Regions from separate parts of the Homo sapiens genome. Here regions 2, 3 and 4 are each linked to region 1. A link is a contact called in ENCODE Hi-C or POLR2A ChIA-PET data. All regions are on one chromosome and are shown on one strand. The core of a region is the stretch at or near the end of the contact, and the rest is flanking DNA. Distances in the headings are between cores, read along the strand shown.

Region 1 (3,649 bases), core at 517-3,016:
AAACAAAAAAGCTGTCTCTTTTCACCACACTTACATCATTCCCCAATTCTGGATTTAAAAATAGAATCTTCACTCACAACAACTAGATTTTTAGCTTATAATATGGGGAATAAAGGTCATAGGGAGAAAATGAAGAGGATTAGTGGAATTGTATAGAGAAAGAAAAGGAAGAAAAGAAAAAGGATGGCAGGGACGGAGGGAAGGGAGAAGCTGAATAAAATAAGGGAAGGAGACAGAATCTTTTTGTTATCCACAGCCTTTGGTAAAGTTACTTAGAAGTTTGCTTTAAAACAAAATTGCCTCTTTCAGTACTCAGTGATATTTTATTTCTGTGTAACTTCCTCCTCAAATAGGTTAATTACAGAGGCAATTAGTCTAGCTACACACAGGATGTCACTATTCCCTTATATAAATAGAACCAGCACACATGTTTCAGGCAGAGAAAAATATCTGTAAAGACCAAATTTCAAAATGTTATGGAATTCTGTGCAGTGAGATGCACTTTTGCCCAGTTTGGGTGAAATTTCGTGTTTTCATCATTCTTATTTGATGAATAGTCCTTATGTTTTATTATTCTCATGGAAATTCTTTATGTCAACTAGGAAAATCAGCTCAAATTATCATAAAAAGTCCAAAAAGTAGAGGGATCATGGCACTAGGTAACTGAACAGGAGTAAGGCCTTGTTAGCAAGGCAAATAGATAGGAAAAGGAGAGCTAGAACTAAAAAAGCTAATCTTATTATTAGTTTAAGCAAATATTCTGACCTATGCAGCCTCGAGGTTTTTTGTCTGAGTACTTCATTTTACATATTGAAAGTGTGGAAATTAGTAACTACTGTAGTTCTGAGATCTTAGTGGTTCATAGCGCAAGAGGCTTTTAAAGTGAGCTGTTCTAAAAACTGGATATATGTATCCCTGGGTCGCAAGATCCAGACTGAGTGATACACATGGAATTCACAGGAAAACTTGTTAAATCACTAATAATGGCATCCATTTTCGCCTGAAACCCCTAACTACTGATTATTGTTTATACATTTATCAAAACCAAAATGATAAAGTGCTCTTCAAAAGAATAAATTGCTATATCTAGTACTAAATACATATTCATAGAGGGCACTCCGTCCTTCTTGATGGTAGCTACCCAGGATGACAAAATTGAAAGACGCTGATGACACACTAAACATCTATGGTTCATTAACTCGCTTGTTTACTGTGGTTACAGTGAAAGCAAGGTCTTAGGTCAGCTCCTCGTATCGACCAGCACATTCCTTTCTCTTCTGTGGCCATAGAATATTCCATGCAGTTTTGACTGGCTCTCTCAAAAAAAAGTTTGCCATTGGTCACACCATGGCCTGAGAGAGGAAATTACATGACCATTACAACAACAAAAACAATGCAGATCCCATTTCTTGCTCAGTGATGGCCCCAGTGCATTCTTCTCATACATGAAACACTGCATGTTGCTTATAAATCAACCTAGAAAAATGTATGCTCGAGCCCTGAGATTACTCTGCCTGGGTGTGAATCCCGCCCCACCTCTTACTAGCTATTGAACCATGGCAAGTTATTCAATTTCTCTGTCTCCATTTCCTCAGCTGAAAAAGTGGGTATAATAATACTACCTGTTTCATGGGGTACTGTAGGAGGCTTAAATTATATAATACAAGCAAAGCCCAAGAACAATTCCTGGCACAAAGAAAGTCCTCAGTAAATGACAGGTACTCTAAGTATTCTGCACTGAAACAAACAGTGAACCAACAGTGATGAGGCTTTTTCAGGTTTTGTGTGTGTGTGTGTGTGTGTGCGCATGTGTGTGTGCGCATGCACGTGCGCACACGCACATGTGCATAAATATACAGGTCTTGCATTTAAATTTAAACCCCTATAAGAAAAAGTGGAATTTTAAACGATGGTTAAAATTGACAGGACAAACTGAGCCCTGTAAAGACCTCCATCAGCACTAGAATCTCCCCATAGTCTAGCCTGTCTGGTACAGCAGTCTCTCTGGGATTTCAGTTCAGGCTTACCTGAGTGTACAGCAGCAACAAGGTAGAATAGGCTTTCTTCTTCTACTCCAAGAGTCCAGAGCTACGCTGATGACACAGGGATGGGCAGAGACTGGAGTGATCTCCCTTCCAGAAGATGAACAGTGCCACTGAGAACCTAAATAACTGTTTTATAAGAGATCATTGGCTTTACTGCTTCTGTGTGACCTTTCTGTCCTATTTCCTCTAGAGGGTTTGATGGTGGGTGGGTAAGTCAACTATGCAGCTAAGTCAGCTAGGCAAATAAGTGTTTTGACTACAGTGCCTACAAATATAGAGATATGTGCATATGTATATTCTTTCCCATGCATGCACCAGGATAGCTCCAGAGTATGACAATTAAAAGTACGTTACAGAAGTCATAAGGGGCACATTTGGATATTTCCTTCAATATCACAGCCAAAAAAATAATGTTTGTTATTACAAGTCACACATACAGAGTGCTGAATTCAGTCCCATCATCTTTTCACTTGGGGATTTCCTGCTAAGATTTAGTCCTTTTGTGCAAGACAGTAACCTCTAGGTTTTAAAATTACTGGTCTTGTATTTTCAGTCACCGTAACAGCCTATTTGGACTGACTTCACGGGTAACCAGATCAATTGTGTAGACATTAATACTTAAGAGGGCGTGGGGAGAGGGAATCAACTGGAACACTCAGCCTATAAAATGGACGATAAAATCACTATCAGAATAGACACTATAAACAAAATAGAATTCTTCACAGCCCAGTTCTCCCTTACACAAATTAGTGCATAGTACAACTCAAATCAGCCCTGATGACAGGACTCTGTGATCAGGTAAGGAGTCGACACCAGGAAACTAATATTAACCTGGCTGGTCAGTTATAGGCGTGCTACCCTTTCCCCTCTAACTCAATACTTTAGATGAGTTTGATATTTAATAATTAGCTAGATATTTTATTCAGGGATTTTTCTCTCAAATTCTATAGGATCTCAGAAAGAAAATCACAGTGGGCTAAGAAACCACAGTGAAAAAAAAAAAAAAAAAAGGAGGGCTATTAGCATAACAGCATTATACATATAATAAAGTGTCTTGATCCACCAGTAGAATTAAGTGATTTGCAAGACCCAATTCCTCAAATTCATCATTCACAGATACGTAAAAACATGTAATCAAATATTATTCCTATTACACACTATATAAAAATATATGAAATATTTATTGATATTAAAACATTTATAATTATAGAGCTACTAACTTTATCCTTACTGTTATTTAAATAATGAAAATTCACCTGTGAAATAACATCTACTAAATTTTGATAAGTTGGTTTTACTCATGCTTTTTTCCTGTTTGCGCTGCTTTTTCCCCTTTTCTCTCTCACCAGACTCTTGGTTTTACTGAGCAAAAAAAAATTAGTAATAATTTAGATTCATTTTTTGGCTACATATATTTAATAGTTTCGCCTTCCCCTCTGTCTCTTCTTTCTGCCATCACTTCTGGAACACAGCCAGAAGCCATGCTGGAGCGGTGCCAGCATGCCCTGTTCTTTTGCAATTTGATTGCCTCTGTATACATCTCAGTTAGGCTTACCTAAGTCACCATTTACAATATTGAGTAGAAAGAGCAGGTTGAAATAGTC
Region 2 (3,649 bases), core at 827-3,326, 460 kb after region 1:
AGGTAAGGTAAGGTAAGTTACTACTACCAAGTTATGAAACACCATTTGATGATTGCAATTCATTTTCTCTGGCATGAAGAAACAATCACTCTTGTAACACATTGATACTACAAACTACATTATGCACAGGTAGCCAAAGAAATCTATCACAATTCAAATGCAACAGTCTGTCCCAGTAGCATACAGTTGGTATCCTCTATTTTCCATTGTATCCTCTATTTTCCATTCAGGATAGCACAATTGTCCAGTCGCTCTCTTCTCTTCCATACTGCAACAAAAGCAAGAAAACGTGTTTCAGTACAGAAGCTAACAGGGCAGAAATAGCTTACAAACAAACTTAATACCGCCAAGGTTACACAAAAGGTTCGCTTCTGCTTTGAACAACATTTTCACATTAAACATGTTCACATTAAAAACTGGATTAGAGAGAAAGAGAGGAAAAGAGGGACACCATATAAAACATAAGATAAAAGCATACATAGGGAGTTTTTTAAAAACCAAATACCTGAAAAGAATTACAAATTTTACAATTATTGCTGAACTCAAATTCATAGCTGGTATAGGTCCTTTATCTATTTAGGTACATGCCTTTTCATTATCATTTCTCATTGAGTTAACTTGCTTAATGACTGTGACTTTTACTGTGAAAAAGTGATCCTCAAAGTGTATTCTCAGACCACTAGCATCAGCATCACCAGACAACAAGTTAAAAATGCAAATTCCCAGACCTCATCTCAGACTGAATCAGAATCTGGGGATGGGTTCCAGCAACCTGTGATTCAGCAAGCATCAAATGATTCCGACATGCACTAAAGAGTGTTTTATGCTCATAAACAAAAATATGAAGTTGACAAGTCCCATGGATTTTAACAGAGACTCTGTTCTCTAAATCAAAGTTGTTCATGCTGTGTTAGCATTTTTCTTATTTCTTCAAAAGTTATGTAACTGTATCATAGTCAGAATTTCATTCTTTGCATCAGCAAATACTTTGGTTTAAAAGCAAGCCTGAATTTTAATATTCAAAATGAAATTAAATGAAATAGAGATATTCCATACATCACAAATAGAAAGCTAGTTCTATATTCATTCATTCAATCAGTCAGTCATTCAACAAAAATGCCTGTGTTTATAATAAGTTCTCACTCTGTGAGCAATTAATGTAGGCCAATGTCATCATGCCAGGAGTTTTACAGGCTTATTACCTCATTTAATACCCACAGTAACTGTACATAGAAGGTACCATTATCAATCCATTTTATGAATGAGAAAACTGAATATTAGGGAGATTGAATAACTTGCTCAAGTTTGCAGTTAACAGATGGAAGAGCCCAGACCCTAACCAAGCTCTCTCTCACAGCAAATTCCATGTTCTTGACCACCACCAAGACTGCTCGCCATGTGTTCACCGAGCCTTGTGTATTGAGACTGACTTGGAACAGATCTTTCCAAGCCAGTGTATCAGGCCACTAAATCTGTCACTATGGGTTTGCCTAAATCACTCAGACTATGTCTATTTTCACACGAAATGGCTCTTCTAGTCCTAATTTAACTTTAGTTTAAATTAATATAAAACATCAGAATTTCTGAACTAGAAACAATGTTAATAACCATCTAAAAGGTAGGAGATGACTCAAATAAGTGGGGCTCTGGATTTTACTTCTTTACTTCAGAACAATCCTACTTTTATCCATTTTGTATATTGGGATTCCAGGAGTGATCTCTTTTGAAGAAAGTTCTGCTGCATAAAAATCAAGTGTAAGGAGCAATGAATTTTAATCCAAGCTTCTCATCTTACATATAAGGACACTAAGGCTCTAGGTCACCCTTAATTTTGACAAGCCCAGTTCTCTGCCTCTGTCTGATGTTCTTTCTCCTATATCACAATGTACATGTGCTGTGTTTGTCTTAAAGACCTCAGAGAGCAGAATCTATCCAAGTGGTAAAAATACTGGCAGCCAAGAATGGGTCTACCTACCACCTGGTAGTTTACATGCAAAGGGGAATAAAGGAAGCCAAATGACTGTAAGTTTCTTGCATAATCCACACCAGAAAGCATTGCCTACAGACTGTAACTGCCCGCTATTGACTCTGTTGCTTCATGATGAATGCTGGATGAAACATCTTCAAATTCTACCTGATTTATGTATGATGTCAACATGACTTAAGGTAAGGGCAAAATATGTGTTTTATTTTCCTTACTTGGATTCCCATTAATATATTAAACACTTTCACCATTAATAACAGTTCATTGGCATTTTAGCAGATCTACAGAACTGTGATTCATGACTACTGTCACTTCATCTTGAATTTCATCAGTTAAAGTAAATTTGCTTTCAATTAGTTGTTTTAGTTTTATAAATGATCAAAAATCAATTTTGATTACAATGACAGTCGTAGGCCACATATCACTCTGCGAACCTGCATAATATGCACTAAGCTTTACTCTTCTCATTCTGTAATTTATGCTTTTATGTAAAATCATAGCATTCTGAGAAGTGCCCAAGAAATGTGATATTACAGGTAATTCATAATGTCTAGAAGTAGGCATTTAGTAATCAGATTTTCCATTTGGCTGATGGATAATGCAATTTAATTTTTCAAGGGAAAATAATTCTAAGTAGAGATGGCAGATTTAAGCAGAAATAGAAATTATATTATTTCCTTAAGAGTAAGTAAGTATACATAGAGGGAGGGAAAAGAGAAAACATGTCTTCATGGACTAGGATGTCATTATACTCTTGTCATTATACTCTTGTCATTGTCATTACAAAACAACAGTGCAGGCTCACACCTTCAATGTTTGGTAGGGCGGCTGTAAGTCACACTTACTTAGTTTTGTTCACTGGAATCAGAGATGGTGTCAAAGCAACGTGGCAAGTCAGGTCGAGCCTGCGGGATGGTATTTTGAGCCCATGTGGAAGACTTAATGAAATGTGCAGAATTTTAATCTTTTGCAAATTCCAGCGAGAACACTAAACTAAAACACGACTAATGACAAGTTCATTACCTCACATTCGAGGTACATAAGGCAGATAATTTCATACGGCTTTGCTAAATGCCTTTAAATTCCTGGCAAAACAAAAGCACAACCTGCATGTCATGCAGTCACTCTACGCAACGCCAATAAAACTATAGTCAGTGCTGCCTACCAGGTAGCAATCTGTCATTCTTGCTCTAAACCCTATTGAAAGGCTGTGCAAAGCTTTGTAATCCTGTAACACGTGGAGGAGGATGTGCTGGAAACAGAAGGGGCTGGGAAGCTGGTCCAGGGACTGAGTCACACGAGGGCAGTCTGGAAACAAAGTTTGTATGCACACGGAGGACAGCTTAAGACATTGGTAGGGAAGGGGGTGGAGCCTTTAACTTCTTATGTAACTAAGTCATGGAGCTGCTCCATTGAAAACAAGAAAAATACAATAACCACTAATAGTCATTTGTCCTTGAAAACTGTAGCCACTAGTGAGAACATAGATTTTTTTAATTCTATCTGGTGACCTGCAATCAATACAGATCCTGCTCCTATCTCATTCAAGCTGCCCCTTTCCTATGCTTCAGATGTCCATCTCTGGATCTTTGCAGTCGCTGCTTCCCACTTTATGGAGCTTCAACAGCAGCAATGCTGATTATTCACACATGCTCCCCCTGATAC
Region 3 (3,649 bases), core at 817-3,316, 440 kb after region 1:
CTCCTGGTTAACACGTGAAACCCCATCTCTACTAAAAATACAAAAAATTAGCTGGGCTTGCTGGCGGGCGCCTGTAGTCCCAGCTACTCGGGAGGCTGAGGCAGGAGAATGGCGTGAACCCAGGAAGCGGAGCTTGCAGTGAGCCAAGATCGCGCCACTGCACTCCAGCCTGGGCGACAGAGCAAGACTCCGTCACAAAAATAAAAAAGCGAACCCTCATGTAAACTAAGTCACTAGTGGACTTTAGTTAATAATCATGTATCAATATTAGTTTATCAATGGTAACAAATGTACTATGCCATTGTGATACATTAATAATAAAGGAATCTGGCAAGAAGGTTGGTGTGAGAGGAGAATAAATAGAGACGCTCTGTACCTTCTGCTCAATTTTTCTATAAATGTAAAACAGCTCTAAAAAAGAAAGTCTATTAATTTTAAAAAAAAGTTTTTTTAAGTCAATAGCTCGTTCAGATAGACCCAACTAACAAAGATGAAACTAACAACGTGAAAATATTTTCATCTTGGAAATCTCCAAACTTTGGTCACTGAGCATTTGTATTTTGCCAGCTGCCTTGCGTTATCTGAAGTGGCAGGAAAATAGTGACAAAAAAACTCAGGCACTTAGAGGGTGCCCTGGGGATGTGTGTGGCTTTTTCTCCTTCCATATCTTCCCCTGCAGTGACCTCAGCAGCGGGGCAGAACCAGGACAGACAGAGGAAAGTGTGTGTAATTCTCATCCATTCTGGGCCCTGTGGAATTGGAACTTATGCTTACTGCATTGTCACTTGAACATTAAATCTTAAATGTCGAAATATTCTGCAAAGCAGAGAAAGAATTTCAACATGGTATCCCAAAATCTCTTTTCCATACTTTTCTTGGAAGCTCTGTCAAAATAAAAAAATTGCTACTGCTTAAAAAAAAATTATTTTCATGTTCCCATGGAAATTCACAAAGAGAATATTGTATTTGCTTTCTACCACAAGCAGAAATAATTGTTTCTGATGGAAATCATATTAGACATGAATATCATGAAAAATATTATCTAAACTTTTATTTTGGGTAAAATATTCATCCTGTGCCTAAGAGTATCGTACACCCAGAGCAATCAGGAAAATTGCCAACAACTACCCGCTGTGGGACTTGCTACTTTGACAAACATGCTCTACTTCCAGGCAAATTGTAGCACCGCCATCCTCATATAAAACCAGGGAGACAAATTAATCTTAGTAACTATTTGGAGAAAGATATCTGAATATGTCTCGCCCTGCTCTGCCCTAAATCGCAATCCAATATTAACTCATAATCTTTTTCATTGGCTTTAGTAATGGTACCCTTTGAAGACAATCTATGAATATGCATATGGCCTTTAGGCACTTTATTTGCCATTTCATCCAATTAACAGATAATTAAAAATGCTGCCTATGAGTACCTTTTCTCCCTTCCTTTCATCACCAAAGATAACACAGTGCTTTAAGGATGAAGTGCTAGATGCAGGCCACATCAATGGCAGGTCTCAGGAGTATCAAAAACAAACGCAGCCAACCTTCCATTTCACGGAGTCTCAATCACTTTGTAACTTGACCCTCTAGGTTTGGGTTTTAATAATCTGCTATTCTCCTTTAACTAGTTAATGAGTTGTTATTGGGCTAGTCATGTTCCCAAAGTTTCAATGTGTTACTAGAGTCATTTGCATGTGGATTGTCATGGGTGGATTACTTTTTAGCACAAAGAGTAAATCCTACTTATGACTAAATTGGCAGAGAGATCCATTTATAGATACTGGGACCAGTCTTTTCCCTACTCAGTAAGGGGAAGAAATGGACAATATCTAGCCCAAAGAATCAGAGCCTGATTTGATAGAATAGTCAAATAAATACATTTTAAGGGATTTTTTTTCAATACCAATCAAGATAGGCCATTTTAACATTTGTAATATGAACAACCCTCAAACTTCAATGATTCCAGCCAGGTTTTTTTTCTTATTTATGCAACATGTCTAACATAGATCAGCAGGGATCTCTGCCTAATTTAGTCACTCACAGACCCAAGATGACAGATGTTTCATGAAACTTGTGATTCTGTGACCACTGAAGTAGGGAAAAGGAAGTTTGCAGTTGAGCACCAGCAATCAAATGCTTCCACTTAGAAGTGGCACATGTCACCCCTGCTTATATTTTATTGGTCAGAGCAAGTCACTGGCCAAGCCTATCTTCAAGGGGCCAGGAAATCACAAACTTAACAAGGGCCCAGAAGGAGGAGAATGAGAATATTTGTAAATGACTCAATAATTGCCTGCTTCCTGTGATAGTAGTTTAATAATATAATGTCATTTAGTGAAGTTTGATAATTTAGCATTGAGTGTTTCATAGGGCCTGGAAGATCTATAATAAAGTCTCATGTCATGTTGAAGGTAGATATGTAGCGTTGTGGTTCTCTACTTGTCACATTCACTGCAACTCGAGGAAAGTATTTTTTTAAGAAACATACTTTGTTGTCTCTTATTAAAACTTTTTATTCTTTTAGAAAGCAAGAAAGTCTTTGTCTCTCTCCCTCTGAAGAGTCGGTGTATTTCCACATCTAAATTAATTATAATCCATTGACTTTGCAGAGAACCAAGTTATAAACTTTGAATTAGCCCCAAGTGTTAACATATTTTTTTACTTTTTCACCTTGATTTCTCCTTTATAATTAATTTTAAAATTAATTACATTAATTTTATGCATTATATTTGTCCTTTTTATAAGTGACCTCAAGCCCTTTAGTGAAAGAGGTGGAGAGTGATAAAGAATTAGAACTGAAAAAAAAAAAACCCTCACTTTATTAAAGACAATAATTTTCCTGGTTGTGAGGTGCTATAGTAATGCAAGATAGTACCACTGGGGGAAACTGAGGGAAGGATACATAGAATCCTTATGAATTATTTCTTACAATGCGTGTGAATCTAATTATCTCAAGGTAAAAAGGTATATGTGTGTTTTTTAATCTACAATAACCCTCCAAAGAGAGTTGACTACTACTACAGGAGCTAGAAGTCTCTTCTAAAGACTTGAAAAATTCCAAGATTCTCTTTCAAACCAATTACCTCATGAAGAAAATTTCAATTTACCAGGCAATAGAAATCATTGGGGAAAAAACGCTTGGAACCATAGTCAGTAGACATTTTTTATGGATAAGCAAAAAAAAAAAAAAAAGGCAAAGGATTAATACCTAAAGAAAGCTAGGTTGGCATGGTGGTGGCTTATGCCTGTAATGTCAGCATTTTGGGAAACCAAGGCTGGTGGATCACTTGAGCTCAGGAGTTCAAGACCAGCCTGGGCAACATGGCCAAACCCCATCTCTAAATAAATATAAATTTTTTTAAAAAAGAAAGCTAGCTTGCTTCCCTTTTTCTTTCTTTTTTTCCTTCCTTTTTTTTTTTTGAAAAACATATTCACTAAACATCTCCTATTGCTAAAGACTATGGTAGGCAATTGATAAATAAAACAGAAAGGGTGTCTGTCTGCATAGTGCTTATATTTTAATGGAGGAGAGGGTAAACAAGCAAATCAATAAAACAATTGCAATTGTACTATGTGCCATGATGAAAACTAAGAGAGTGCTAAGATGAGAATGATGTAGGTGAGGAGCCACTCTAGCCAAGGTGGCCAAG
Region 4 (3,649 bases), core at 797-3,296, 380 kb after region 1:
TGTAATCCCAGCTAATCAGGAAGCTGAGGCAGGAGAATCGCTTGAACCCGGAAGTTGCTGTGAGCTGAGAGCGCGCCACTGCACTCCAGCCTGGGCGACAGAGCAAGATTCCGTCTCAAAAAAAAAAAAAAACAAAGCAGAAAAAGAAAACCAGGAAGTGATGAGTCATCAGGTCCAACAATAAGCAGATGGCATATTTTAAAGATGCTTGGGACCAAAGGGAGAGAAGCCACAGAGTTTCCTGTCCCCACAGGTTCAAGAGTTCATTCTGGAGTAAGAGTATAGAGAGGAGAACTAGTCTTAACAGTTCTGGTCCTTTCTAACACAGAAGATAACAGAGGAAATCCCATTCCAATCTTACCAGCACTCTCAGCCAATCCGACACAGTGCTGTGGAACCACCCATCCTGCAGAGACAGAGGACCCAATTGTAATGATGGCCAGCTTTTGTAAAAAGACTTTCTATATTATTTGTTTTTGCACTACAGTTATTTGTGCATCATGAAAAATAAACTGCAGAGTCAAAAAAAAAAAAAAAAAAAAACGCCAAATCTTGGCTCTGCCCCCTACTAACTGTGTGATACGTAGTCACTGCACATAAAGCAGGTTCAATTCTTTTATCTGAAGAATCGAGATAATAAAACCTATGTCACTGCATTATTATGAGAATTAAATGGTAAAATATAAAAGTGGTTTAGAACTTAATGGACTCAGAAATGTTTTTCTTTCCAAAATGGATCTTTCTGTGGGTAGGGTGGCGGGGGTAGGGTGGGTAGGAGTTGAAGGTTTGTGTTTGTATAGATACGTTGTTTGCAACCGAATTCAAATTTATCTGAAAGATCCTACTAGAGCTCCGGTTATTTTCGAAAGTCAAAAACTAGGTCATTAGCAACTCAACTTGAAACTTTCTTTGTTAGCATTGCTACTAATTGAGAGGTTATCATTAAGCACCATGGCTCGGTTCAACTGGAGCTCAAACAAAGGGGAAATTTTGAGCAATTACCCAGGACTCGGTGTCTAGAACCCAAAGTCAACTTATGAAATGCTTTGCAAACAATGAAGCATTAAGAGGAACTCACTGCCTCGGTAGAACCTGCTCTTGTTGGTACCAAGGGACAAAATGCAACTCGCTGCAGTATCCAGACCCAAAAGGGTTTTCTCAAATGGACTCTATCTCTTGAGTCAAAATTGTTTTTGCATGTCACTACACTGCCCCATCTCATCTGGCTTTTCCACGTCTCTTCACAAAAAAGAAACTTTTGACTAGAAATAAAACACTCCCAAATTGCTTTTTCCTTTACCAGGACTAACATAAAACACAATTATAATGGAAAGCAAGAGGGAGCACCAAGAAAGAACCAAATCTTTAATTTTTATTTTTTAATTTTGACATAAATCTCAATTTTCTGGTTCTTACAGGAATTAGAGGCACTTGAAAATTGTAGGGGGAATGTAGAAGTCCTAGGCTGACAACAAGAAATACATATTTCTTGCCAAAAATGTCTTCAGAAAAATGAAAACCAACATTCTGAAATTTCCCAAATATCTATTAATATTGATTGCAATTTCTGATTGCAATGAAACCAAACATAAAAATCTTTCAATGGCCCCACAATTAATCTTCTTTCTTCAGGACAGATACTCAAACAAAATGAAATAACTATTTAGGTTCAGCCTGTTCAATGTTCTGATTTAATTCTGGTTTATTAGTTTAAAAAAACAAAAAAAACCCATGAGTTTAGGTCTAGCTGAAACAAGTTCCCTAGGTTTTCTTTGAAAGATTTTAAGCTCAGTTCACAGTTGAGTTAAAAAGTAACAAGAAAGTCAGGGTCATATTAGGTTTATCAAATCCTACAGTTCTTAAGGTTTGGGACTGAAAGGTGCTTTCAGGCCCAATCTTGGCTTCAGAGACCCGGGAGGTTCACTTGGGTGGACAAATACTGAGACAACAGGCTGAGTTTTATGCAGTACCTTTTAAGTAAGGAATGAAAAGGGAAGCAGCCATCTGCTTTGTGAGAAATGAAGGAAGTGCCCCAGTCCCCTGCAATTCAATCTGAGAAGTCACTGCAGTGTGGCTTCCCCCGAAACTTGAGTTCCTGGCAGTGGAACCAATAGACCGTGGGGGTTGGGTAGGGGAAGAGCAAAGACAGTCAGTCTCCTCATGTAAGCCAATTTCTTCTCTTTACAACTCCTCCCACTTTACTCAAGGCCAGTCTCCCAAGACGTGCACCCATACACCCATCTGTGCTGTCAGGAAGAGGTGTCTCCCACCTCTTCCTCACCTAACTCAACTTAAATGTCACGTCTCAGATAGGCTTCTTTGACCATCTCTTTTGAAATTTGATGTTCACATAATACAGGTTCACGTCTTCCTGTATTTTTCCTTTATTGCTCTTATTAACAATTGTAGGAACCAGGCTTGGTGGCTCACACCTGCAATCCCACCACTTTGGGTGGCCAAGATGGGCAGATCACTTGAGTCCAGGAGTTCAAGACCAGCCTGGGCAACATGGCAAAACCTCGTCTCTACAAAAAATACAAAAATTAGCCGGGTGCAGTAGCCTGAGCGGGTAGTCCTGGCTACTCGGTTGGCTGAGGTGGGAGGATTGCCTAAGCCTGGGAGGTTGGGGCTGCAGTGAGTGGTGATCCTGCCACTACACTCCAGCCTGGGTGATAGAGGGAGACCCTGTCTTTAAAAAAAAAAATTATAGCTACACAGACTCTTGTGTGGTTATGGCTCATGGTTGGTTTCCTTCACTAGACTATTCATTCTATGAGGCTAAGAAAAATAAGTATTTTTTAAACTTCTATTCCCAGCCCCCAAGCAGAGGGTTTGGTATATAGTAGATGTCCATTAAATAATTGTGGAATAGGTAGCTCTCTGCTCTCAAATATCAACCTCATCTTTTGATTGTTTTTCCCATATTCAAGTCCCATTTTATATTCTAAATACCCTTGGATGTATTACACCTTTAGCAATTAGCAGAAATAATTAAAAATATCACTTACTGAGGCCTTAACATGTGCTGAACATGGAACTCAACACATCATTGACCTGTAATCCCAGCACTCTGGGAGGCTGAGGTGGGCGGATCACATGAGACCAGGAGTTCAAGACCAGCCTGGCCAACACAGTGAAACCCTGACTCTTCTAAAAATACAAAACTTAGTCAGGTATGGTGGTGGGTGCCTGTAATCCCAACTACTTGGGAGGCTGAGACAGGAGAAATGCTTGAACCTGGAGGGGAAGGTTGCAGAGAGCCAAGATCATGCCACTACACTCCAGCCTGGGTGACAGAGAAAGATTCCGTCTCAAAAAAAAAAAAAAAAAAAAAAAAAAAAAGACATCATTGACATTATTTCATGGAATTTTCTCAACACTGTGAAGTGTGTAAAATTATTGCTGTGTTACAAGTGAAGAAATCAAGGTTGGATTAAGCCTAGAGGGGAAGTACCGCTTGGCATGGAAGAGAGAAAGAAGGGTTGGTGAGGAGCATGGAGACAGTGAAGGTAGGAGTGTGCCAGCGAACATTCCTTATGTCATAATCCCCCAGTCAGCCCCGTCTATACCACTTAAGAGCAATGCATATACCATATGTGTTGCTGCTGTCTGCAGCATTAAACATATATTCCATAGTTGAATCCCTTTT

Evidence for each region. A loop is a pair of places that touch in the nucleus more often than their neighbours do. ChIA-PET counts read pairs that join two places held with the same protein, here RNA polymerase II (POLR2A). Pooled maps may share reads with other maps.
Region 2: a map with no recorded cell type shows a loop between it and region 1 (7-fold over the local background). The contact joins the promoter of BCAT1-AS1 here to the enhancer-like site in region 1. A Hi-C loop is called at or near these places in 2 of 168 maps with a recorded cell type or tissue (GM12878 and MCF 10A), 26 of 37 single-sample maps with no recorded cell type and 11 of 50 pooled maps. POLR2A ChIA-PET finds 5 or more read pairs at or near these places in 1 of 52 experiments (activated B cell).
Region 3: a pooled map shows a loop between it and region 1 (3-fold over the local background). The contact joins two enhancer-like sites. A Hi-C loop is called at or near these places in 1 of 168 maps with a recorded cell type or tissue (heart left ventricle), 1 of 37 single-sample maps with no recorded cell type and 4 of 50 pooled maps.
Region 4: a loop to region 1 is called in a pooled map, with 12 times the contacts of the local background. The contact joins two enhancer-like sites. A Hi-C loop is called at or near these places in 6 of 37 single-sample maps with no recorded cell type and 4 of 50 pooled maps. POLR2A ChIA-PET finds 5 or more read pairs at or near these places in 1 of 52 experiments (activated B cell).

The regions. Positions count from the first base shown.
Region 1 is chr12:24,359,830-24,363,478 of GRCh38, forward strand. It overlaps a transcript of SOX5 not described here. Among named protein-coding and RNA genes, the nearest start is that of SOX5-AS1, 140 kb to the left of the region's middle. Within about 2 kb of position 1,767, at least 2 of the 41 ENCODE cell types and tissues checked have a DNase peak (open chromatin) inside an H3K27ac peak, as active enhancers do.
Region 2 is chr12:24,817,782-24,821,430 of GRCh38, forward strand. BCAT1-AS1 (BCAT1 antisense RNA 1) reads left to right here and starts at 2,077. Exons shown (of 4, transcript XR_007063245.1): 1 at 2,077-2,166. BCAT1 (branched chain amino acid transaminase 1) reads right to left here. Exons shown (of 11, transcript NM_005504.7): 11 at 1-268. The coding sequence ends at 227.
Region 3 is chr12:24,796,430-24,800,078 of GRCh38, forward strand. No RefSeq gene overlaps it. Among named protein-coding and RNA genes, the nearest start is that of BCAT1-AS1, 22 kb to the right of the region's middle. Within about 2 kb of position 2,067, at least 3 of the 41 ENCODE cell types and tissues checked have a DNase peak (open chromatin) inside an H3K27ac peak, as active enhancers do.
Region 4 is chr12:24,740,470-24,744,118 of GRCh38, forward strand. All of the region lies in intron 1 of LOC124902897, which reads left to right. Among named protein-coding and RNA genes, the nearest start is that of BCAT1-AS1, 78 kb to the right of the region's middle. Within about 2 kb of position 2,047, at least 2 of the 41 ENCODE cell types and tissues checked have a DNase peak (open chromatin) inside an H3K27ac peak, as active enhancers do.